Regions from separate parts of the Mus musculus genome. Here all the other regions are linked to region 2. The links are chromatin loops, found by intact Hi-C in ENCODE. Cell type or tissue: left cerebral cortex. All regions are shown on one strand.

Region 1 (8,000 bases), 120 kb before region 2:
GGGAATCAAATGAAAATGTAATGAAGAGCATTGACAAAAATATCATAATTCAAAGCATTAAAATGACAGGAATGACAAATTAAAGGGGCCCAGAGAGAACATGATTGAATTACAAAGCAAGTGTCAAGCAAGGTCGAACATTCCTATTATTGTCATCCCCAAGGAAGAGTGACTGGATAGAACTCTTCTTCAATTGTTTACCTACCACCCTGATAAAGTATTCCGATGAAAACAGTCTAGGAGAAGGAGGATTTATTTGGCTCATTAAAGTCTATCATGGCAGGGAAGTCATAGTGGTGGGAGCTTGGAACAGCTGGTCACATTGCATCCCTAATCAAAAACAGGATCCAGGTCACAGGAAATGTGCCACTCACAGTGAGTGGCTCTTTCTACCCAAATTAACACAATCAGGATAATCCCTCATAGGGACGCCATGTTTTGTGCTATATAGATTATGTCAAGTTAACAACTGATAACAACTCCAATATTCAAAAGCTCCAGAAGTAAAAAATAAGGTTGAATTTAAGTGTGATGGGGTCTGGAAGGAACTAAGAATACTTGACTTGGCATTGGTGACATGGAGATATGGACTAGTGAAATAAACAGAGTTCAGAGCAAAAGAATCTGTCTTCGGGTCCTCCAGGAAAAAGGTAGACTAGCTTGGGATGAGCAATTAAATTATCACCACACATCATAAGAACAACATAGAAAGCAGGGCAGAAATAGAGTGACATTCGATGTCAGAGAATGAGCTTGTGATGACAAAGGCATCCCTGGGAAAACATTAGCAATGTGACCCTTAAAGTAATATATGTGTGCTACATCTATATATATTCTTAAGGGAGAGAAGAAAATTCTGGGAGAAGCTTCTACTTCAGGAAGGATAAAGGAGATAGACTTTTCTATGTTGTTACCTACATTAAGCCGGAAGTGTGAACATCATGTAGAGAACAGTTATTAGACTCCAAAGAATAGAGGCAAGAAGATGATGCAGATCAGAAACTCATGGCCCAACAGATGGCACAGTAGGCTTTCCTGTTGTCTCACATGCCCCTAACTGGGTAACAGAGAAGCCCACAGCCAGAATTGTCAATGGACACAGACAAAAGTAGCCCCCAAGAACAGCTTGTTCTAAAAGCCAAAGAGTCAAGGACAAGACAGCCACCAAGACAGGAAATTTGATCAAACCACCTCCAGCTGCATATCAGAGAACACATTTTGTTGATTACTCTTTACTGTACCCCCCCACACCCCCTGAGGGAAGGTCTCTTCCTTGAACCCAGACCTCACAGATTCAGCTAGTCTAGCTAGCAAGTCTGCTCCAGGGATCTCATGCAACTTCCTCCAGTGAGCTGAGATTACAGGCAGGCCAAGATGCCTGCCAAGCAATCCTGTGAATGTTGGGGATCGGAATCCAGCCCTCACCCTTGTGTTGCAAGTGCTTTATTTCATGAGACACCCCTGCCCCTCACAAAGCATAATAAACCAGGTCTCTCCAGAGTCAATATAGAAATGTCTTTCAAATATGCCATAAAGAAAAGTTCAGTAAGAAAACAGAAAATTAGAGAAATAGTAAAATAATTAATGCTAGCAGAACTACTATGCTATAAACATTTCCCCAATTTTTCAGAAAAAGACATTGCTCACTGAGATGAAACTATGATCAATATAATACAAATGCATTTTAATTATGTATAGTATATACACAATGTAAAACAATAAGACAAAATTGACCTCAAGAACATCACCCATGTCAATTGTATGAATAGATTTTTTATACTTATTAAAAGAGTAATATTTCAAGTTGATTTAAAAGCCAAACTCAACACTATACTGTATGTGAGCGAAACTCTTTAAATGAGAGATTAAATAAAGTCAATACCTATAAAGGTATAGGTAGGATTGAACAAGCTAAATGAAAGTATTCAAATATAGTCCTCCCTGGTAGGACCACTTAATAGGCGTGGCTCCAGCATAGGCTCATTTTATCTTTTGCTACTTCACCATCATCCATTCTATTCTAGTCATGCCAGCTCTCTTCCTGTTGTTTAGAGATGTATAATATCCCTGCAATGCTCTCTTCTTCAAGTACCTACCTGTTTTCTATTTCTTCCCTAAAAGAGATATGTCACCCATGTATAGAGAGATGGCCATCCCTAGCACTGCAACATTAAAGCAGTATCTATAGCACTTGTCAGTAGAGGACATTCACTGTGTATGGCTCAGCTCTGGTTGTAACAAAATTCCGCAGACTGAGTGACATAAACAATAGAAACTCATCCCTTGTGTTTTTGGATGTCAGAAGTTTCAGATCATGATCACCTAGTTCTGGAATACTGAGAAATACTGTTGTCCTGGCATGTGCACTGCCACCATCTTGTGGCTCATTTGACCTTCCCTTTGACTGTGTCTCAAAGGAATTTCTCCTCCTGTAAGGTCACCATCCCTTATCAGCTGGGGATTAAGGCCATGCCTATGACCTCATTTAAGCTGTGATAATTAATCTTAAATGTCAGCCTGATTGGAGTGAGAAATGCTTAGGAGACTAGTAAAGCTCACCTCTGGGTGTATCTGTGAGGAATTTTCCAAGCATGACTAGGTCATGGGGACTCCAATCCAATATTAAGAGATTAGCAATAAGATGGTATTATTGGGAAATGGTGTAAAGTAATTGGTGGGAAGTAATTGGAGGACCTGGTTACAGGGGGATTTCTTGAGACACCCTATGGTTGCTGGGAATTGAACTCAGAACCTCTGGAAGAGCAGTCAGTGCTCTTAACCACTGAGCCATCTCTCCAGCCCCCAAGGGAACATTTCTTTAGGAACTATATCTTACCATGGTTCTTCCCTGAATCCCTCTTTGTCTGATGCTAGTATGAAAATTATACAATGAACATGTTCCTATGGCCATGTTGTTCTACCCAAACGATAGGCCACCAAGATCTGAACCATCTGAAAACAGGAGCCCACATAAGCAATTACGCTCCCTAGTTCTTTCTTTTAGGCAATGTGGCAGAAGCTTTCATAACTAACTTTCAGAAGTTCCGTCTCCAGGTGCACTCACACCATGGGCTATGACTTTCATGCTGGCATTTTGTTAGAACACAACTCGGTCTCTGTCATGACTTATTTGTTTGTCATCTGCCTGGTGTAGGCTCTACAGCTGCAGGACTCTGTATGTATTCTGTTCACTGCTTTTGTCTCTGCTTCCTCAAATACAGCCTAGCATAACAAGTGCTTTGTAAAAATGGTCATCTGACAAAGTTACTCCAGGACTGTAGTGTGTCCTTGTCTTTGCCCATTTCTCTCTTATCTCTAAAACACAGACAATATGTAAATCTGATTCACAACTTCATTTGGGAATTAAATACAATTCGTATACAAGGCTTCATACTTAACCTGGCATATTGTAAAGTCACAAGACACATTAGGTTTTACCCTAGGTATCATCACTAATACCACAGTTACATTATGGTTGATCCTCACCAACATTCCAAATTATGAACAAGCTGGATGACTGAGATAGTAGAGATTCGAACTAGCTCCATGTGATCTAAGGCATGGTCATGGTTTCTGCAGGGTGCCACACATAAGCTTTTCCTTTTCCTTACTCTGCACTTTTAAATGAAATTGAGATGCTTATGTGGCTTCAGAACAAAGAGATCCATGCCTTTGGTTTTATAGGTTGTGTGGGTAGTTAATATCCTGTTCTGCCATCCTGTTTCAAGTTTTATAATGAGACTGCTTTCACACACACACACACACACACACACACACACACACACACACACACACTGCTCAGTTTCCATGGTATGTGGGAAAACTCTTCTGGAATTGATGAAGGAGAGAGATGGGACTTTTTGTTCAGCTCTCCATTCTGATCCACCTCCTCTTAAATGACCTTGCAAGGTCTAGACTCATCATACTGCAGCAGCTAGAGGTTAGACAGCCCCTTGTGAGCCCCTGAGAATAAGAAATCCACCAATTTGCTTCTCAGAATTCTGTTTACTTTTTACCTCCAAGAAAAGAACACATTAGACCATCATTCTCTTATCGCCATTTCTCTGATCTCCATCCTCACTAACACAACAAGGCCTGCAGAATTCTTGGCCCAAATTGCAACTCCCATTGAATCTTGACTCTTTGGACCTCCCGTTTGGATAACAATTAATTGCCCCAAGATCAACAGCTTAGGCCAATGGATGCTGGCATTCCAGCCAAGTTTGAGCTGAGTCACTCATTTGTGTGTGGGGGGGGGGGGGGCGGGGGGGGGGTCATGGAGAGGAGGCTGTCCAACACCAGCTGATAAATCATCTTCATTGACCATTCAGTTCCATGGCATCTCTTCCAATCACCTAACCTACGAGGGAGAGCTTACTTCTTTCTTTATGAAGAAGGCAGCTGCAGATGCATGGGCTGCCTACACAGATACACATGTGCTGACAAGAGGACATGAAGCTTCTGGATTCCCATCCAATTTGTGTCTCTTATTCCTCCTTTGAGAAACGGAAGCATCTAGAGAGCAATAAAGTTCTTAGGATGAAAATCCAAAGAAAAGACAAACCTTGAACAGTACATTTAAAAGAAAAAGAAAAATGAAGAAACCACCCTTGAAGATCATCAGATAGGTACCGCTATTGCATAAGTCTGCCAGAAGATGGGGCCACGTGTACTTGTCTAAAGTCCTTTGCAAACTCCAGAGGTTGGCAGGGAAAAAGGACATATTTATACCACAGGATGCATTTAGGGTAGATTTGTGTTTGTTTGTTTGGTTGGTTAGTTGGTTGGTTTGTTTTGATTTTTTTACAGTCTCTCATCCTTTCCTTCCTTTCTTCCTCCCCATCTCCTTTCTTTTCTTTCTTCCAATCATTGTACATTCTTGGGAAACGATCAGAGAACCCCCACTTTTCTTGTATTTTTAAGTATATGTATGTAATAACAACCTCTCTAGTTTGACTTTGAAAATGAATAAAGCAAAAGCCATGCACGGCCCTTCCACTAGGCTGTCATTTCTTTCAGGTTTTTAACCCATAAAAAAATAGAAGTTGAATGACATCTACCATACACATTTGGTAGAGCCTTATTTTAAGCCATGGAGAGCCTCAGAATAAAGGTAAAACACCAGCCAACAAAGAGGTATTATCTATCTGCAGGGACTGGCCTGAGAGATTTCATTATCACACCACTCCCACATCAGGGAGGTAAAACAACAAAAGGCAGGAAGCAGGGGCCATTTGTGAATGGGCAGAGGAGGCGTTGAAAGGATGAGCTAGAAGCAGGGGGAATAAGAAGGAACAGGAAAATGGTATGTCTTATTTTCTCCAGCTTTGTAATTTACTGTATTCAACTTTTGAAACACGCTATTAAGTATCTGTTTTCTTCCTTTATTAAAGGACTAATTTCCCCCTCTTACTCAACTTCTCTGCTTTAGTCTAAAGAAAAAATTGATTGCAATAAAATACAACGATCATTTCCATGACAATATCAAGAGTTTCGAAATCAAGCTCACAACTTCTGAGCGCAATTATGTCACAGCTCCTGGAAAATTGGCCTCACAGAACAGATTGTGCTAAATCCTAAGCTTGTTCCTAATCAGGGCCCAGCATACAGAGCGCCTTTGTCAGCCGAGGGGTGATTGTGATGAGCCCTGTTGAGGCTTGGACCATCTTCTCTCAGACATCTTGGCAGTCCTGAATACCAGGAATTTACAGATTTTTGTAGCACAATTTAGTATCTGGTTTAGGTTCAAAAGCAAATGGTTTGACCATGACTAATCTTGCTTATTTTAGAACCATTGTCTGGAGAGATTCTGAGATACCTTCTCTTGTGGAAATTGTCACCTAGTTCACATACATGCACACACCAGACACATACGTACGCATACACACACACACACACACTTTAAAATACTCTGGTATTTTTCAGTACCCATGAAGTTAGAATTTGTGCAGTTGTGTATAGGACATCTCCTGGCTAGAGACACTTGTCTTGTGTCTTAGGATGTGGGCTGCCTGAAAGAAGGCTTTTTTGGGCTCAATTCAATGCCAAGTTCTGAGTCATGCTATGGTCTGTTGGTTAGAGAAGTAGGGTTGCCAAGGATGCTAAAGCCCAGGATGGTTAGCTTTAGTAAGGTTTCCATAAAGCCCACCTTTCAGCCAGCTAACTGACAGCATAGCCACAGTGATAAGAGCAGCTACTCAATCAGGGGTGTCTCAGATGATATCCTTGTTCAAGATTACAGATGAGGTGAAAGTCAGCTAGTTTGCTGTGCCACCTTCACCAAACAGTTATGAAAAAGACCACAATCACTTTCATTGTCTTCTTTCTATCAAAGGGTACAGAAATGGAAATTGTTCCAGATACTAACCATTGTCCTTTGAGAATGCAGGGCACAGTGTTGTCTGGGTTATAAATAAACTCATCCCACATTTAGGTTTCATTCAGGACATCCCAATTGTGTGTCATTAGTACCTGTAGCTAGCACAGTGCCAAGCACAAGGCAAAAACACTTAATACGAGTGAATCATTATTACCCTTCATCGCTTGCAACAGATTAAAATGTGGAAAAGCTCCAGGACACAATGGAATCAATCAGCTCCAGTAATTTTCATGTGTTTTAAAGTCATGAATAACAATGTACAGAAACAAAAGTGTGACCAGAAGCCCAAACTTGTAGAATAGACTCAAGAGAGATGTTTCTGAATAAGATAACAGGACCTAGAAGGTAAAGCATCTTTGCCTTCGAGGTCTTTGCCCCCTTTCCTTTGCCCTGGAATGCTGCTGAGAAAGTTTCTAGAAACTTAAGAATTCCAACCTTGATGTTCTGATAGTCAGTCACTTTAAACCTAGCCTAGACCTTGAATCAACAGGTTCCGAGAAAGAAAAAGATTCATACAGGAAGGAAGAAGAGGCCGTCATCTGTTCTATTTTGTGGTAACGACACTGAGGTGTACATGATCATGATGCCTGTTTGGAGGCAGTGTAAGCCCCTCAGAATGTACTAAGCTGGTGGCAGAGACAGATATCTTCATAGGAATAATGACTAAGGCGTTCTTGGCATAGCCCCAGATTGTGGTCTAGACAGTCTTACAGGGCTCAGAAAGTGCTAATAATCTGGACAGGTCTGTGGGGCAGGCTCCAGGGAGCGAGCTTATTATCCTCTTGAAGAAAGGGTAGGCCATCCCTGAGCTTGAGGGAGATGTGGGAAATAATGACCATTCACTCAGAGGGATCTCTGAGGGAAAAGGTGTAGAACAAAGAATCTGTAGAAAGATAAGAAAACTGACTTCTCTACCAATTGGTCAGGGCATTATTAATCTAACGGAGAAGTCATGAGGACAGCATTGACACTGCAGGGCGGGAGAAGAGATAGACTTTATCAAATGAGGTGCTCTTGGAGACTCAGCATAGAGAAGGTGATGCTCGTAGTCAAGCTCTTGGAAGAGTAATCAAGTGCTAAGCATAAAATGAAGGGCTGAGGCAGGGGAACCAGTTGAGAGATAATTGCTGTAGTTCAGCAGGACATTATGATGCCTTGGAATAGATGTTGCAGTGGACTGAGAAGAAAGGAAAGGGTGTGGAAGAAACAACAACCTGACTCAGAATAGAATGAAAGAGATAGAAGACCTGGGACGCAGGCAAGAAGAGAAGCTGGCTCAGCAGGCCAGCAGGTGGTACTGGTGTTCACAGAGAGAGGCATGGAGGTGAGTTGGAGTTTGACCTGGATGAATGTGTGGGGCTTATGGGATACTAAGTAGAAAGATGCAGAGGATTCTACCTGCAGGTTGATTCCAGGGTCTATCAATCCCGCCACTCTTAGCTTGGTGATTTTGGAAAGATCATTTAATTTCTCTTCGGCAGGAGTTGGCTCTTCTGACAGCTGTGCAGCTGAACTCAGGGAGGTAAGACTTATCAAATGGATAGCTCAGGGAGCAATACTCAGGAACTGGCTATTTTCTGTCTCGTATACTCAATAAGTTTGGAAGAATGGAATCATTCAA
Region 2 (8,000 bases):
TTTAGTGTAGACCTGATTCATTTCAGACTAAAGGAAATAAGTTACATTGTTTAAAATAATGTACTTGTTAATAAAAAGTGTATGATCACAAAAATAAAAACTAGCTCTGATATTAACATAATTGATCATTCTAAATATTTTAATCTTTCTGAATACTGAGGAGTTACTTCACATTTATTTTGAGCTACCAGTGTCAGTTTACCTAGCCTCTGTTGTGTTTTCTAGAACTCCAAACACTACACGCTTTTATGGAAAGATAGAAACAGAAAAGAAGTATAATGACTGACTACTTAAAGAAGGCAATAAGGTTATATATATATTTGCATTGTCTGAATTCAAGGCTTTAGTCTCCCAAGCCTGTTATATATTTTGAAAAAGCAATACAGTCAGTGTTAGGAGAACTGGGAGACCAGGGAAAAAAAGAAAAGGCCAAACAGATCAGAGGCTGTGTAAGAGTTGGCCTACAAAGGTTTTGCACGGTATAATTCAAGGTCCTTCTTTATAGACGAGGCTATGACCTAGAGATAAAAGCCATAACCAGTGGTAAAGAATACAGGTAAGAAGATGACTCAGGTTTGGATTGCCTTGCCTTCCAAATCACTTATATTCCCATCAGTCATCTATTTTCATCCACCACTGAACTCGCCATCACAGCATCACAGCACTTCTGTACAAACACTAATTGCTCAGCAGTTTCCCAGAAAGTATATCTTTAAGTGCCAAAATTGGAGGGGGGGGGGAACCTATCTAAAATCCCAAGTTATAAAGAGGCACGTTGCTTGTAAAATCCCAAGTTATAAAGAGGCACGTTGCTTGGAAGCCTAAGTAGGAAGGCCAGAGTCAGTCCCTCAGTCCCAGAAGTGAGTCTAAAGATGTCCCTTTCACTGTCACCTCTGTCTACTCTAGTGGCAAGGGCTCAACTCAACACTTCAAGCCTACCCCTCACCCCACACTTGTAAAGGCTGCTTGTATGCTGGTCCCAGGGCCCACTGCTTTTGTACTTACACTTCGTCTCTGAACATTATTTCCCTTCCCACCTTCAAAATAATTACAATCACTTTTCTCTCTCTACCTAACTTCTTTACAGCAATCACAGATTTAAGACACTGCTACCCAAACACAAGTGAACTGGGACTGAGTGAAAGAGAAGCAGAAGCAGTTGAGTGGCGAGTTTACATTCACAAGACAGCAAGCTGAAAACCGCAAGATAACCACTATTTTTATGCTGAGAGCCTGGCAGGACAACTTTGATAAAGAAGCAGGGCTGGTCTACAGCAGTAGCTAGTGACTGATTACTCAAGTTAGCATTAGTCCTCCAGATTGGAAGGCTAGCTATAAAATGTCTTGTTATTAATCTTGGTAAAAATCAGTTCACGCTGCTACATTCCTTGAGGAAGAGCCTTAGCTATGGATTACAAAGATCCACTCACTTAACTTACAAATGAAGGTCAGACTTGGGATCTATAGGAAAAGCCCCTCCCTCTTATGTAAGACCTGAGGTTTCTACGCCCTCCTTTATTAATCCTCATCACCTGGGACCGGTATACACTCAAATTCAGTCTGCAGAAAGACAGATTTAGCATTCTAAATCACAAATATACTGAAGATAAGTTGTAGGATAAAAGCAATAATAAAATGTAGAGTAAAAATACTATGCTATAAGGCTTTTTTATAAAAGTTTAAAAAACAATAAAAAAAAGGAGCTATTCAGAGATATACTGCAAAACAAATGCATCAAACTTCATGACAAACATTGACTGGAAGATTTCTTAAAACATTAAATGTAAAGCTGGATGTTAAATAAACATATGAGGCTGTATTTTAAATGCAGATAATTCTGAAAGAAAGACAGTATCTGTTTAGTTTGAATGATGTTTAAAGTCAGGTGCTCTTGGATATATAACTCATTGTAATAAACACATTTGTTATGATTTCAAAATATGACTACAAATCTTTTAAATTTGAACAGAAACATATTGAAGAGTTTAGATCAAACGATATTGAAAAACTCAAATTGCTTTAATAATCTCCGACATATGCTTAAATGGCATAAGTGAAACGCAAGTGTTCACTCCTACTCATAATGTAAATACTAAACTCCTAGCCGCGATCCTGAGAAACATACACTACTGTGCAGCCTACCTGGTCTATTCTGGATGTTCCGGCTGCAGTGCACCAACTATCTTGGAGTGAATCTGAGCCCCAAGCTGGCAACTGCAAACTAGATCTCACCTTCAATAGCATAGAAGTTTGCATCAGAAATGAGCAGTTCTCTTCCCCATCCCACCCAAGAAAAAGAAAAATAGAAATGAAAAACAATCAAACTATCTTAAATTTTTGTTTCATCCTCTTAACAGTTTTGAGAAAAACTGAATCTCATTGGCAAGAATCACAAAATATTAACAGTTCTGGAAAAATGATTTCCATTAATATTATTAGGCCATCATCAGTTGGAAAAAAAATCACATATACACATATGTCTATATTTATAGTCACTGAACCAGTGAGGTAATTTAAATTAGATTCAGAGTCTTAATATTTTTGTACCACAATCACAGCAGTATTAAGAATAATCTAACATGTACACAGCTGACCACAGAAAAACCTATGCACAACTGCAGTTACAATTTTTTTATCTTGGCTATATAATCGGAAAGACAATTTTTGCTTGTCTATTTAGAAATAGACAACAAGCACTTTTAAGGAACTGCCAGTTAAAGGCTTCAATCTGTATGAGAGAAACATAGTTTTTTAAAATGTTTGGAAGCTTATTTCCATTCATTGTGTATTTACAGAGAAATTCTTTGTTTCCTCTGTGTATTTTACCCTCTAATAATTAAATGATATGCTTAAAAATTAGAACATTAATTTTGTTAATCTTCCTATACGGCTACTGATGCCTCCAACCACCCCACTTCCTATTTTGAAAGATAAACATTAGAAATGAGGATATTTACATACCATTCTTACCTGTAAGGGTAAGAGTGTGTTACTATTGTTGTCTGTCCTGAACACATTATCTTCAATCCAAGATTTTGGAGTCAGTGATGGAGTAGAGCGAGTGAATTTCGGTGGTGCTATAACATTACCCGAGAACGGCTTCTTCAGCGGAGATATCTGATTCATAGTCCCTGGGATCCCCATGTTGCCGCTCCTGCGGTGATCTCTGCCGTGCATTGCTCCCCAGGACATGCTCGCAGTGCCCCAACCGCTGTTCTGATGGTTGCTCCAAGGAGACTGTTTCAGAAGAGGCTGAGGAAAATATATCTATTTAAATTACAGCCCTTAGAGAGCGTATAATTTAAGTTTTAGAACCACGAATTTAATGAGACCATAAAGAAAGAAACGCAAAAGCCAATAGAATATTTCTTAAGGGGCTTCCAAAAAGAAATCTTCCCATCTTGCTATTTGAAATCTTGTTTACTTCGAGTTAGGGAAGTTTTCACCCTCCTATCTACTAAAGCAGTGATGTCTTGTGATAGTTACTAAAAATATACTTTGAAGCTGCAGTTAGCTTTGAAAATCCTTAAAGTAACCAATATTCTACTCGTTAAATTAGTATTAGTTAAATGTTCTTAATGACCTCAGCTATGGGAGCAAATTTTTTAGACCTTAGGCTTTCTAAACAGTTTGGGCTACTCTGGGAAAACAAAACAAAACAAAAAACAGTGGTAACATTAAGAATGAATTGAAGATGCCTTTAAGGGACACGTCAATACAGGGTGAAACAAACAAACAAACAAACAAACAAAACAAAAAACCCAACTTCATTTTCCTGAATTGTTAATTTAACTTTTAAGGTATTTTATTCCAGTTTTCTTTTCTTTTTTTCACTTAATTATCCTTGAACTGCTAAGCAATTATCTGATGCTACCCATAGGTGGATCCACTGAGATACACAATAAACAACCACAGGCTTTGCTTATTTTTAGTAATCTTAAGGCAAGTCTCTGTTAAGTTCATTGACATTCAAAAGCAAATTATATTCAAATATAGAGTCGATGACAAGTTAAGTCATCGAAACATGGAAAATTCACAGTACATTTTTTAAAAGGACCTGGGAATTGCTAGTATTTGTACTGTCGATAAACTAAGGCTAAATTTTTCTGGGAATATTTAGACAGTGGAAATATAGATTATGACTTTCTAAAACCCAATAAATATGGTAATCATAAAGTTAAACGTTTCCTTTAAGAAAATTTTAAAACCTTGATAATGGATGCTACTACAGGGTTTTAAATGCTAATTTAATCATGCAAACACAGCCTCCTCCGTCCTCATAGCTGAAAAGCACAGCCCAGGAGCCAAGGCACAATTACCCAGTGCACTAGGGCCTTATTTTGCCTACTAAATGACTCACAGTTCAAAGTTCCTCTCCAGTGACCTAAAATTCCATATGAAAGCCGTGTGACCTCTTACAGTCCAAGGTAAAACCCATTTCTTTTTGTTTATTGGAGCACACTACAGTTAAATACAAATCACGGCAGTATGTCCTGCTAACGTTCTATTTTGACTGTGGGAATTCAAAATTATTTATCAATTTCAATGGCAAACTTGTAGTTAAAAAGAGAAGAGTCCGACACACAAAAGACAGTTGCTCATATAAGCCATGGGAAATTGTGTATTACTTCAAAAGTTGATATTTCCCCATTCTTGGGGCATAAAAGACAATCCAACAAATCTGTTAACTTTTACTTGGGTTAATTTCGATAGACTGTTAACTGTGACGTTGGTTAATTTAATCAGCATCCATTCTTGAAAACTTTGGTCAACAGAAAAGTTATGAGAAGAACCAGTTAAGGTCAAATTTTGGTTCCATGACAATCCCTCATCTTGACATTGGATTTCGAATGATCACCATAATAAATGCTATCCCCACTAAAGGTCAAGGAAACTCTCAACATCAGCGAACTCAACGGCCACCCAAAATCTGCCTTGGGCGGAGTCCGGGTTGGGGGCAATAACAGAAAACATCCTGAGTCAGAAAGGACACAGAGTAGCCAAGCGCCTGCTTGGTGTCATTTCATGATACCGCATACCCCCTGATTCCGGTACACACCCATGTCGAGACATCTAGGAGGAAACACATTAAAACCTAGATTCAAGGGCGCCTTGGGTCTTCAACCCTTCAAGATGTGACCAAACATTAAAAAGAGCAGAAGTCGAGAGCACTCCAGCCCGCGGCCGCCCGCCGCGCGCAGACTGACAGTTCCTCCCAGCTCTGACAGCCCGCGGGTGCGGCTGCAGGTGCCGCCTCGGCTTCATTAGCCCAGCTCAGGACAAACTCCAGAAGGGAACAACCCCAGTTCTGGTCCCCTCGGTCACCCCGGGGAAGGACCCAGCCCTAGCTGCTCACTCTCCGCCCGCCTTCCCGAGAGTGCTGCCCCGACCCCGGGTCCGCCGCCAAGCCGGAGCGCCCGGGGCGTTCGAGGGGGCTTGGCGGCTCCTGTTCCCACCGCGCACGCCTTACCTGGTGGTGGTTGTACGAGTTCCTCTGCTGCAGGAAGGCGGCTGCGGCAGCCTGGTGCTGCTGCTGCAGCTGCGGGCTGACGGGTGACCTCCGGCTCTGCGGCTGCTGCGGCGCCGCCGCCGGCGGCTGCTGTTGAGGTAAATTCATGGCGGGCGGCGCGGGCACCGTGGGAGCAGAGAACGGGCCGCCGAAGCCGCCGCCGCCGCCGCCACCGCCGGCCGGCACGCTGAGCCCCGCGCAGCCGTGCGGCGACACCGGCGAGAAGCTCGGGAAGAAGGCCGGGTTCATGGACGATGGCAGCCCGGGGTAGAAGCCGTTCTCCGAGTCCGGGCTGGGCGGCGGCATGGCGCTCAGAGAGCCGCCCGCGCCGCCGCCGCTGCCCGGGGTGGCAGCCGAGGAGCCCGGGGGCTGTGGTTGCGGCGGCTGCTGGGGCGGCTGCGGCTGCTGGGGTGGCTGCTGCTGGGTCGCCGGCGGAGGCTGGGGCGGCGGCGGCGACGCGGTCTGCACCGACCAGGGGGTGCCGAAGCCGGGCAGCGGTGGGGGAGACGCGGAGCCGCCTCCCCCTCCGGGGGGTCCCCCGCCCCCGCCGCCGCCGGGGTGCGGCAGGTCCGGGCTCTGCAGGCTGCTGAAGGCGCTGGTGCCGAGCGCCGCGCCGGGCAGGAGGGTGCTGGGGCTGTTGAGCAGAGGGTGGTTGGGCGACTCCATGGAGCCCGGCGCGGGGTTCACCGGCGGCGTCGAGGGGGGCAAGCCCGCATTGGGGGGCTCGGCGGCGCTGCCCTCGCCCGCGGCCGGGGTCTGGCGAGGGCTTCCCGCGCCTCCGTGGCGGCGCCGCGGAGCTGCGGGCGGCGAGGGCGGGAGCTGCGGGAGCTGGGGCAGGTCGACCGGGCGCTGCCGCTGGGCGAAGTCCTGCGGCGGGAGGTGCTGCGTGTGCGGGAGGCTGAACGGCTGAGAGCGCTGGGCGAGCGGCGCCGACTGCAGGAGCGGCCCGGGCGGTGGTGGCGGCGTTGGCGGTGTTGGGCTGAAGCGGCCGGGGCAGTGGAGCGGCGGCGGCGGCGGCGGCGGCTTCGCGTCCGGAGGGTGGGGACGGTGTGGCGGGCTCAACTCTTTCCTCTTCTGGCTGCTCAGCTGCTGCTGCTGCCGCTTACTGAAGTCCTGCGGGGAGGAGGTGCGGCAGCAGCAGCAGGAGGAGGCGGAGGAGGAGGAGGGGTGGTGCAGACTCGGTTTGAAGTCCTGGGAGGGGAGGAGGTGGGTCACACCCGCGTTCGTGCCGCCGCCGGGGTGGTGGCTGGGGAGCTGCTCTGCGGCCGCCGCCCCCGAGAGCGGCCTCGTCGGCTGCTGTGTCAGCCCGAGCAGTAGCTCATCCTGCACGGCCTGGGGATGCGCCACGAGCGGGGAGGAAGAGGAAGCTGCGGCTGAGCTGGCCGCGCCGCCGCCCGAGGGGATGGCGAAGGGGGAGGCGGCCTCGGAGAAGCCGGTGACAGGCAACGGCGGCGGCGACAGCGGGCCGAAGGGCGTGGCGGGCGGCCCGGCGGCGAAGGGCCGGTAGGCGCTGCCGCCGGGCGAGGATCGTGGGCTGCCGCTGCGCAGCAGGGCAGTGTGCAGCACCCCGAACCCGAAGTCCCGCATTTATCAGGCCGGCGGCCGCGGCAGGAGACGCACCCCGTCCCCTGCCCCGCCTAGAAAGCCCCGGGAGCCGTGGCGGCGCGGCCGTGGTGGAAGGATGGGGTCAATGGGAAAGGGACACTGTGACTGAGCCGGGGCACCGACTTGGGGCCCCGCCGCCCCTCACGGAGGCCACCGCCGCCTCCCGGAACCGGCTCCGGCACCACCGCCGCTGCCTCGGCCGCCGCCGCCCTCGCCGCTTAAGAACCCCGGAACGTGCGTCAGCAGCCACCTCACAATCGCGCCGCCCCTTGTCGCGCGCCCTGGCACGCGCGAGCGCGCCGCCGCCGCCGCCGCCGGCCTCGCCCCGCCCCGCCCCTCATTAGCGTGCGTTGTGGACCCTGCGAGGCAGCGGGCGCGCGCGGCGCGTCCCTCAGTCCAGGACCTTGAATGGAGCCCAAGGGGGTGAAAAAAAAGCCGGTGGAAGTTGGGGAGACGGCTAATGGGTCTCGAGCACCGTGCGCGTGCGCACGGAGGCGAGCACGCGCGGGCGTTGCGGACGGTTCCTGGGCAACCGCCCCTCCTGTCCCCTGTCGCACGCGCCCCCTCCTCAGGCCCCGCCCTGTCCCAGCCCCTGGGGTCACGTGAAGTGCCGCTGTCCCAGACCTGCTAGCAGGACTAGGGCGCTAAGCTTGCAGGACTCTAGAAGGTCCCATGCTCTGTGGTCGGGTGCGAGCCGCGCGTGCTGTCACCCACCCTTGCCACCGCTGGAAGGCATTTTTTTTTGTTTGTTTTTTAAGAGTAAAACGCGAAACACCGGCGCCTTTTGCAGCAAACATTTCCACTTCAGCAAGGGGAACAAAGTCTGGGAGCCGACAGGGCTCTGCGTGGTTACTCGCGCAGGAGAGCTCTGAGTAGGTTCTGAGAC
Region 3 (8,000 bases), 1.1 Mb after region 2:
TTTACCTTTTTGTTGTTCTGTGTGAGCCAGAGTGGTTGAGTCACTTGAATTTTTAAGAGAAACAGGAAATACGTACTTTCATATGAAAGGGAGGGAATTTTTTCAATTTGGAAAGTCCAAAAATCTTCCTGTGGGCTGTGTTTACACAGCAACATATTGTTTTTGCACTTGACCTGTGCATAAATTCAAGAGTCTGGAGGCAGAAATATATTTCAAAGGTATAAACCCAAGACAAATACAAGAAAGGAAATTTCTGTTAACAATAGACCTGCTGAGTGATGGATGGAGTGGCCTTGCCAGGTGTTTGGGGCTCTGGAGTATGGTTTAGTTATTGGTACCCTTGTTGTCAATGTGGAGGCTGGATGTTTTGCTTCTCAGCATTGAAAGAACTTTCAAACAGCAGATTCTGAAAAACAACTGTTAATACCCTGCAAAACAGCACTTTCCCTGAGTCCCCAAGTGCAGAATGGAGCACAGTATGGCTCCAGTTTGGATACAAAGCAGAGTTCAAAAGGAAGTCTCCAATTCTCTTCATTTATATGCCCCAGTCTCTGAAGTGTCCAGTTAATGTCCCTGCCATAAAGCAAGAGATGGTTGCTCCCTTTTCCCTAACTGTGATGTCTTTCTGATTTAAGCACTTTTCACCTGCCAGTGTCCTTGATTTCTTCTGAACCGTGTTCTAGCCCATAAAAGGCTCTAAATTAAAAGCTGCTTTGGCCCGGCTTTTTAGTGAAGTGATTTTGGAAAATGCTCCCAGATTGTTCCTCCCTTCACAGACCCACTGAGAGTCACCTCTACTGGCATTTCCATTCTGCAATTTTCCTAAAAGCTCACCCCTTTAAGGCTACGTTCAGATGGCCTCCCCTCCAGGAAGCCTCTGTTGATCATACCAGTCCCCTCTACTCCCAGGTAACTCCAAGAGGGTCCAGTGAGCCCTGACAACATGAACTATCAGTTGTCATCACTTACCCATTTAAACTCCTGAAAACTTACATGCCTGTTCCACAGAGCAGGCACAGTTGTCTTGGTAAACATGTCAGGCCATATGCCTCCATCCTTACTTTCCTGGTTTCCCTTTGGAGATATGATGTGTTCTGAACTGCTTTAAAAGACCTATAAAACCCCCAACTACCACTCCCTGTCTGTAGCTGCTGCCAGTCTCTTCTGGTTACAGTCAAGCTTCTCTGGTCCTCTAAGTGACTCTCAGACATCACCAAGGGATCCACCCCTTGCTCTTTTTCATGCTTTTCATACATCTGGGTTTTCATGATGCTCTGGTTGCAGGGTTGATGACACCTTTCCAGGAAACCATCTCTCATCATTCATTCTCCTGGATTATTTGCTCCTAGCAACCGGACTCTTCAGTTGTTATGTTACATAACCTCACATACTATAGGATTTCTTCAACATGTCCTTTATGGGGGTTTCATGTCAGACTGTAGCCTAATACCTGGGTGTGACAGTGACTCAAATAATGTTCATTGGATGGAGACATAATTCCTTGCATGTGTGCTTAATTATAAATGGTTAACTCTGCTCCAATCCTCAACAATGCCAGTTGTCCTTGCTCATAAAGCCTTCTTCTACTTTGCCTCCAGTACCTCCTCATCTTGTGAACTGTATCTCTATGATGAATGCCACCATCTCCACCCCTTTCACAGTTTTTATGAAGTTCTTTCTCTCCATCCCTAGCTTTCTACCTCTTCCCAGTATCCCAATCCACACCAACAATATCATTTCATTTCTTCTTACCCTGAGAACACCTGCTCTTAAGTCTGTTTAACTGTCCTGACTCTTTATATCTCCTATCTTAGCTCTGATTTAAGCCTTGGCAAACCCTCACCCCTGCAACAACAACAAAAAAAAAATCCCCTCCACTGCTCTTCCACATCAGCCCGAGTCCCTTGTATTCCTGCACACCAACCATCTGGCCTGCTTAGTTTGGAGATGCCTAAAACCCTTCAGACTCCCACAGGCTGTTGAAGAGGGTTTTCTGAGCTGCTGTAGAACCTTGGCCCTCCTTCTTGGTGACCCCCAAACTGCACAAATACCCCATCTTCCAGTCACATAGAACTTGGCTCCAAATCTCTTTCCTTCCTTGGAGAGCTATATTCTCCAGACTCATTCCAGCCCCTCAATGCTAACTCCCACAGGAGTCACTTTTTCTGAGAAGTCCTCAGTAGCTAGATTAGGGCTGGAAAGGCTCATTTTTTTCTCTGAATTATTATAGTAACTCAAATCATACTTGTGCTTTCTCATTGCTAAGACTGAATACCTGAGAGAAATAGAGAAAGAAGGATTTTGGCAGAAAGTTTGAGAGCATAAAGCCCACCAAGGTAGCAAAAGCATGATGAAGTCCATAGTGGCTAGAACATGTGGTACAGCCTGCTCCCACCACAGCAGATAGCTAGGAAATAGAAAAGGAAGCAGCCTGGAACTCTTTTTTTTTTTTTTGGAATTTAGACTGACCAATTCAGAGTCTGCCATTTATTTATTTATTTATTTATTTATTTATTTATTTATTTATTTATTTTTCGAGACAGGGTTTCTCTGTGTAGCCCTGGCTGTCCTGGAACTCACTCTGTAGACCAGGCTGGCCTCGAACTCAGAAATCCGCCTGCCTCTGCCTCCCAAGTGCTGGGATTAAAGGCGTGCGCCACCACGCCCGGCAGCCTGGAACTCTTAAGCCCCACCCCTATGGCCCTAATTGTACCAGCCAAATCTTATATCCAAAACTACACATGTTCCAAAAAATGTACCAGCATCCAAACCCTGATCCTGTGGGGGGCACGTGAACCATATTGTGTCTTCCACTTCAGCACCCAAGAGAGCAAAGAGAAAACCTAACCACTTTCTGTTTTTACATCTGCGCTCTACACACAGAAGAGCTTCAATATGTGTTTGTTGATTGGCTATTTTTGCTCAATCACTAAGGACACATAATACCTATACAAATTTCAGTTCTGTGCCTCATGGCATTCTTGGTTTATGATTCTGTCTGTCACTGCTATACAAACTTTTCAAGAGTAGGAGCAAGGTCTTATTTACCTTCCTTTTTCTCTTTTCTGCTACACACAGAGAAGATGTTCAATGCATACTCATTGGAAGGACAAATGAATAAACAACTCCATCCATTTTTCAAGGTTCTACAGTTGTTACGTTTCTGGATATTATTCTTGCTGTGAATCCAACCGCTTTATCTGGGTTGTATACATACACAGAATGGCAGTCTTTCTTAGTAAGTCCGAAGCACCCGAGAGCGCAAGGACAAAGCCTAAGCACTTTCTGTTTCTACCTCTGTGCTTGCACACACAAGGGTCTCAATCTGTGTTTGTTGATTGATTGTTTTTACTCAGTCTATCCTTCCTTTTTGATCCTGCAATGTACTGAAAAGAAAAAGTTAAAAGGAGAGCCTTCTCAGAAATCAAACAACTAAAATCACAAAATGTTCTTTTCTAAAAATAACACATTCCCCAAACACTTGAGGCAGAGCTGTGTGTTTTCTCCTCAACCCTTAATGAGAGCAAGATGCTACCACCTCCTCTTTCATTTTGCCTGCATCACGTCTGTGTTGCCTGGAGATTTGTGACTGTTGTTTCAAGAAAGATCAAATGACAACAGGAGATGGATAGTCTCCTTGATTAAAAAGTGGCACTCAAATACATCAGTGTCTTCTGCGTCCATGGAGGAGAGAACAATTCAACAGCTGGTGTTTGCAGCAAAGGCATGCATCTAGCAATGCTCTAAGGCTGGCTACCACCATATCCTCAGTCCAGACCCCATCCCCCTATGGGACACATAGCACGCAAGGTTCAATGGTAGCTTCCATAAAGGAGCTAGAATTTGGCACTGATGGACTCTGGAGATGAAAAGCATTGCCATAGCATAGCAGACCATCATACATTCAAATTCCAGCTCAAACATCTACTAGCTGTGTGAGCCCAGAATGTCCCTCAGCCTCTCTGACATCTGTGACAGCATTTGGAGAATACGGGATACACCTAGTGAAACTGCTGAAGTGAAGGAATGAAATAACACAGTATTAATCATCTTGTCACATAGAGCTCATTAACAGCAGCCGATATCATTAGGTACCCAGACCCATGCCTGTTATTGTACCCAACACCTGATGAACAACTACACAGTGTGTGTGTGTGTGTGTGTGTGTGTGCACATGTGTGTGCAGCAGGCTAGGTATTTCTATCCCAGTGTTCTTATGAATCTCCTGATAGCTTGTTAGCTGGGTATAATGTTTACATTGTAGCTGGAGAAGCTCAGTTTCTGAGAAGCTGCAGTCTGTGGCAAAGTGGACTGATTTCTTTTTGCATGTTTTCATGCCTCTGTTTTGTATTCTCATAGGGCTAAGAGTTGATAAGGACCTTGGTCCCATCAAATTCATACAAGTCCTGGAAGAATTTGTGACACAGGGGCAGACTAGCCATAAGGATTCTCATTAATGCTATGACTTTAAGCTTGAACTCTGCATCTCAGATTTTCCCACTCCAAGAAATAGAAAAGAACAGATCAAAACTCCTCTCTTGTCACTGTGCCAAACCAGGAGAGAACTGACTTCAACTGCCTCTCATCCCTCATTCCTGTAGATATCTGCTTGACAAATAGGAAAAACGCCATTCTCTGGCCCTTTAAAGATGAACTCTTTAAAGATGAACTATTCTCCTTGCAAGAAAAAAATCAGAGCCTTTCTTTTTTTCTTTCCCATTAAATATTCCCATATATCTTGCATGTAGTTTTTTTTTTTCTGTATATATCTGTCATTTAATCCTTAATTTCACAGATTGCTTCTGTCTTTGCAGAGTAGATGCAGACGGTGGTAAAAGGCCTTGAGCTCCCTCAAGAGGCTATAATGTTATCCACACGTAGTACCATTGCCTTATTGCTGAATAGATAAAGGTATTGGCACCAGGGGCAATGTCTCATTATGCATAAAAAGTCAAGACCTCTAAAGGATGACATTCCAGACACCATATCCTTCTCTGGAAATGAACAACACATTTCCTATTGCTGGATTGCTGGTTTCTGATTTGCTCGATAGCTGGATATTCTGATGACAATAGTTGGACTTGCCCCCAAGGAACCCAATGACCCTAATCATCAGAAAGTATACTATAGAGTTCTATAACCACTTCCCACTCTAGTCTTCTTTCCTACCTAGTGATTGGGGTGGGGTGTTGGAAGTAATTAAGGTGGAATAAGGTTTGGAAGAGTGGTAATGGTATAAGAGCCCAAGAAAATAATCAAACAATAATACAAACACATAAGAAACATGAAAATCTAGACATCTACCTGGCAATAAGAAGACAAACATTCTTCTCATTTCTTCCAATGAGAAGTCGATGACATGACCACTGGAGGAGAATGGAGTTAATAAGCCACTATGAACTGCTACCAAGACCTGTAAGACCAAAGTAAAACACAACAAGTGAGAGGCACTTAGCAGGCAGCCTACCAACTGCAGAGAACTGCAGGATGACAGGAGTCATCTACCACAGACAAAGAAGACACCAGCCACAGCGTAAAGTATCTTGGTAACTAAGACTCACTGCCTGAATGTCCTGCCCTTGGGCCCAGGTTCTGCATGCGAAGTATTGCATTGTGGCAAATATAATTTGGAGTAATATTCAATTAACTAACATATAGTATGGCCGTCTATGGAGAATAAAACTATGAGATACTTCCATTATTTGTCATAAAATACAGTGGATTTGTCTCTCAGAGAGATACTTTCAGTTCTTAAACTCCATTACTAATGGGACCATATTTAAAAAAGGAGTAATTCTAGATGTCATTCCTTCTTGTAAGAAGGGAAAAAGTTGTTTATAAATGCATGCATAAAGACATATGGGAGAACATTGTGTGGCATTGAAGACAGATGTTAGAGTGACACATCTGCAAGATGTACTAAGGTTGGTAGGCAACCATCAGAAAATAGAAAAGGAACATAGAGAGATATCTCTCTGGTGCTTGGAAAGAGATCATAGTCCTGCTAATAACTAGCCCCCATATCTGGAAGAGGGTAAATTTTACAATTAAAATTACCTCCCATGTGGATAGGTATTATGGCAGACTTAGCAAGCTGGTAGATTAACATATTTCTTCCCCGAGTGGCCATATGAAAGTCTATAAACAACTACAAAGAAGGTCTCATTCCGAGTTCCTTTCAAGAAAGGCAGATTAGCACCAGTTGTCATGTGTGCTGTTCTCAGTTCCCTGGCTGAAGATCATGAAAGGATTTTCAGACTCAGAGACTGAGAACATAATCTGGAGGCATCAGTAGCAGGCCAACAGGAATCATAGCTTTTATGTTCTTGAAAACATGAGAGAAAAGAAGGCAGAGATTACCAGTACAATATAAGTCCTTCAATATGAGAAAGAGAATAGCAGATATGGTTTTCCAAAATAGCACTGTAAAATATGTGTTTATTTTATTATTACCAGCAGGCTTCCTTCTCAACAGTATCTTTTATTTCACACATTGGACACTCTGGTTGCAGAAACAGCTTCTCTTTTGCATAAAAAAAATAAGTGATCATGATGGTCTTTTAGTCTCATCTGAGTCCCAGAGTAGGAAAATCATCTATCAGAAGTGGCAAAGACTCCACATCCACTTTCCCCCAGAAAAAAAATTTGTTTTCCTTAGTGTTCTGCCTTCATAGTACCCTGCTTCACCACAAAGGGAGATTTACAACAGAGGGACAGCCTCTCTTTGATTCTTATAGTACACAATGCCAGGTCTACAGTTCTGTAGGAACTATGGCAATGTCTTCATTCTATCCCTGGAAGGGGTATAAAAGAAAAGGTTCCTTCAAATTTGAATAACTAAAGACTCGAAGATTCTCGGAACTCTCTTCTTCCTATCAAGCTATTCAAAAGAATGAGGACACATATCTTCTAAATCTTGTTCATCAGTTGTCGTCAACTGAAGGTTTCTTCATTCATGTCACCCACTTATGCAAAAAGTGTATTTCAGTCATGCCAGTATACTGCTCAACACCATATTTAAAATTTCTAAGTTTTCAGGAACTAAGCCACGCGCCACCCACCACAGAACATATACAGGCTAGACCAAGTTCCTGTGTATATATATATAGGAGCTGTGCTGCACAATCTTTATGTAGGTCCCCCCCCCTGCCCCTGACAACTGGAGCATGGGGTGTCCCTAAAGCTATTGTCTGTCTGTGAAACATCGTTAAGGTCTTACAGGCAATATGAACTGAGAACTCACCTGACTCTATCCTCAAAATTGTTGTCTTATATTGCCTAGGATAAAGTGTTGGCGATAGTTCAAAGGACAGAGGATCATGCATTGAAGAGATAGAATAAATAAAAATATGTGGTGATGAAGGATCATAAGCAGCAGTTTTTGTAAATCAAACTCTCCTGTCCTGGTATATGAGCACACACACACACACACACAGAGAGAGAGAGAGAGAGAGAGAGAGAGAGAGAGAGAGAGAGAGAGAGAGAGAGAGAGAGAGAGAGATCCCTAACTCATGTGTCTAGGTTCTCTAGATAAACTTAGACTTAGCTGATCTAGTAGCTTGAAATGGAAGAAGAGTGCTGAAGTTAACAATGGGAACAACTGGAGAACTCTGGATGGAACTGTTAAAGACATCATCTGAGAGGAGGTGTCAGACTCCTCAGAGTTCACCAGTAGTGTCTAGCATCCCACAGTTATAAGCATGTCTAGAGTATCCAGTCAGTACTGTAGCTATATAGGTATTTCAAATGCTTTAACAGCAGCAACATCTCTATCGACCTGAGAGATCTCTTGCTACTCAGAGTTGGTAAAATTAGAAGACTACTGAGAATGGCTGCTAAAATTAGAAGACTACTGGGAATGGCTGCTAAAAATCTTTGAAGAGAGTACCAATTCCAAACAATGAGAAGGGATTATGAATGCCTTGAGAAATTTTTCCCTTCATCTACTGATGGAAAGAAATAGGACCTCTAAAGTTTGAAATACAAGTTTGGTGGATCAA

What was found. Hi-C counts contacts between places; a loop is a spot of excess contacts. Peaks named below come from ENCODE experiments on the same cell type or tissue, not always from the same donor. Only the 100,000 strongest peaks of a DNase experiment are listed, where the experiment ranks them.
Region 1: a loop joins it to region 2, with 2.2 times the contacts of the local background. A loop is called at or near these places in 20 of 42 quality-filtered maps.
Region 3: it touches region 2 in a loop (4-fold over the local background); 5 of 42 quality-filtered maps call a loop at or near these places.

Annotation. Positions count from the first base shown.
Region 1 is chr5:43,357,160-43,365,159 of GRCm38, reverse strand. The region is part of intron 1 of Gm43699 (a long non-coding RNA gene); the gene reads right to left. Among named protein-coding and RNA genes, the nearest start is that of Gm43699, 6.8 kb to the right of the region's middle. In left cerebral cortex, CTCF peaks have their summits at 4,656 (motif pointing right) and 7,669 (motif pointing right); DNase peaks (open chromatin) are centred at 4,654, 5,662 and 6,039; H3K27ac peaks cover 1,621 bases.
Region 2 is chr5:43,232,559-43,240,558 of GRCm38, reverse strand. Cpeb2 (cytoplasmic polyadenylation element binding protein 2) reads right to left here and starts at 7,306. Exons shown (of 12, transcript NM_001368806.1): 1 at 5,471-7,306; 2 at 2,971-3,252; 3 at 2,143-2,232. The coding sequence starts at 7,096. Gm7854 (predicted gene 7854) reads left to right here and starts at 5,205. Exons shown (of 8, transcript NR_028417.2): 1 at 5,205-5,607. In left cerebral cortex, CTCF peaks have their summits at 3,870, 6,826 and 7,853; DNase peaks (open chromatin) are centred at 5,293, 6,022, 6,748, 7,517 and 4 more places; H3K4me3 peaks cover 6,872 bases; H3K27ac peaks cover 6,145 bases.
Region 3 is chr5:42,171,155-42,179,154 of GRCm38, reverse strand. All of the region lies in intron 1 of Gm16223 (predicted gene 16223), which reads right to left. Among named protein-coding and RNA genes, the nearest start is that of Gm16223, 110 kb to the right of the region's middle. In left cerebral cortex, a CTCF peak has its summit at 4,865; DNase peaks (open chromatin) are centred at 3,923, 4,860, 6,723, 7,043 and 2 more places; H3K27ac peaks cover 1,068 bases.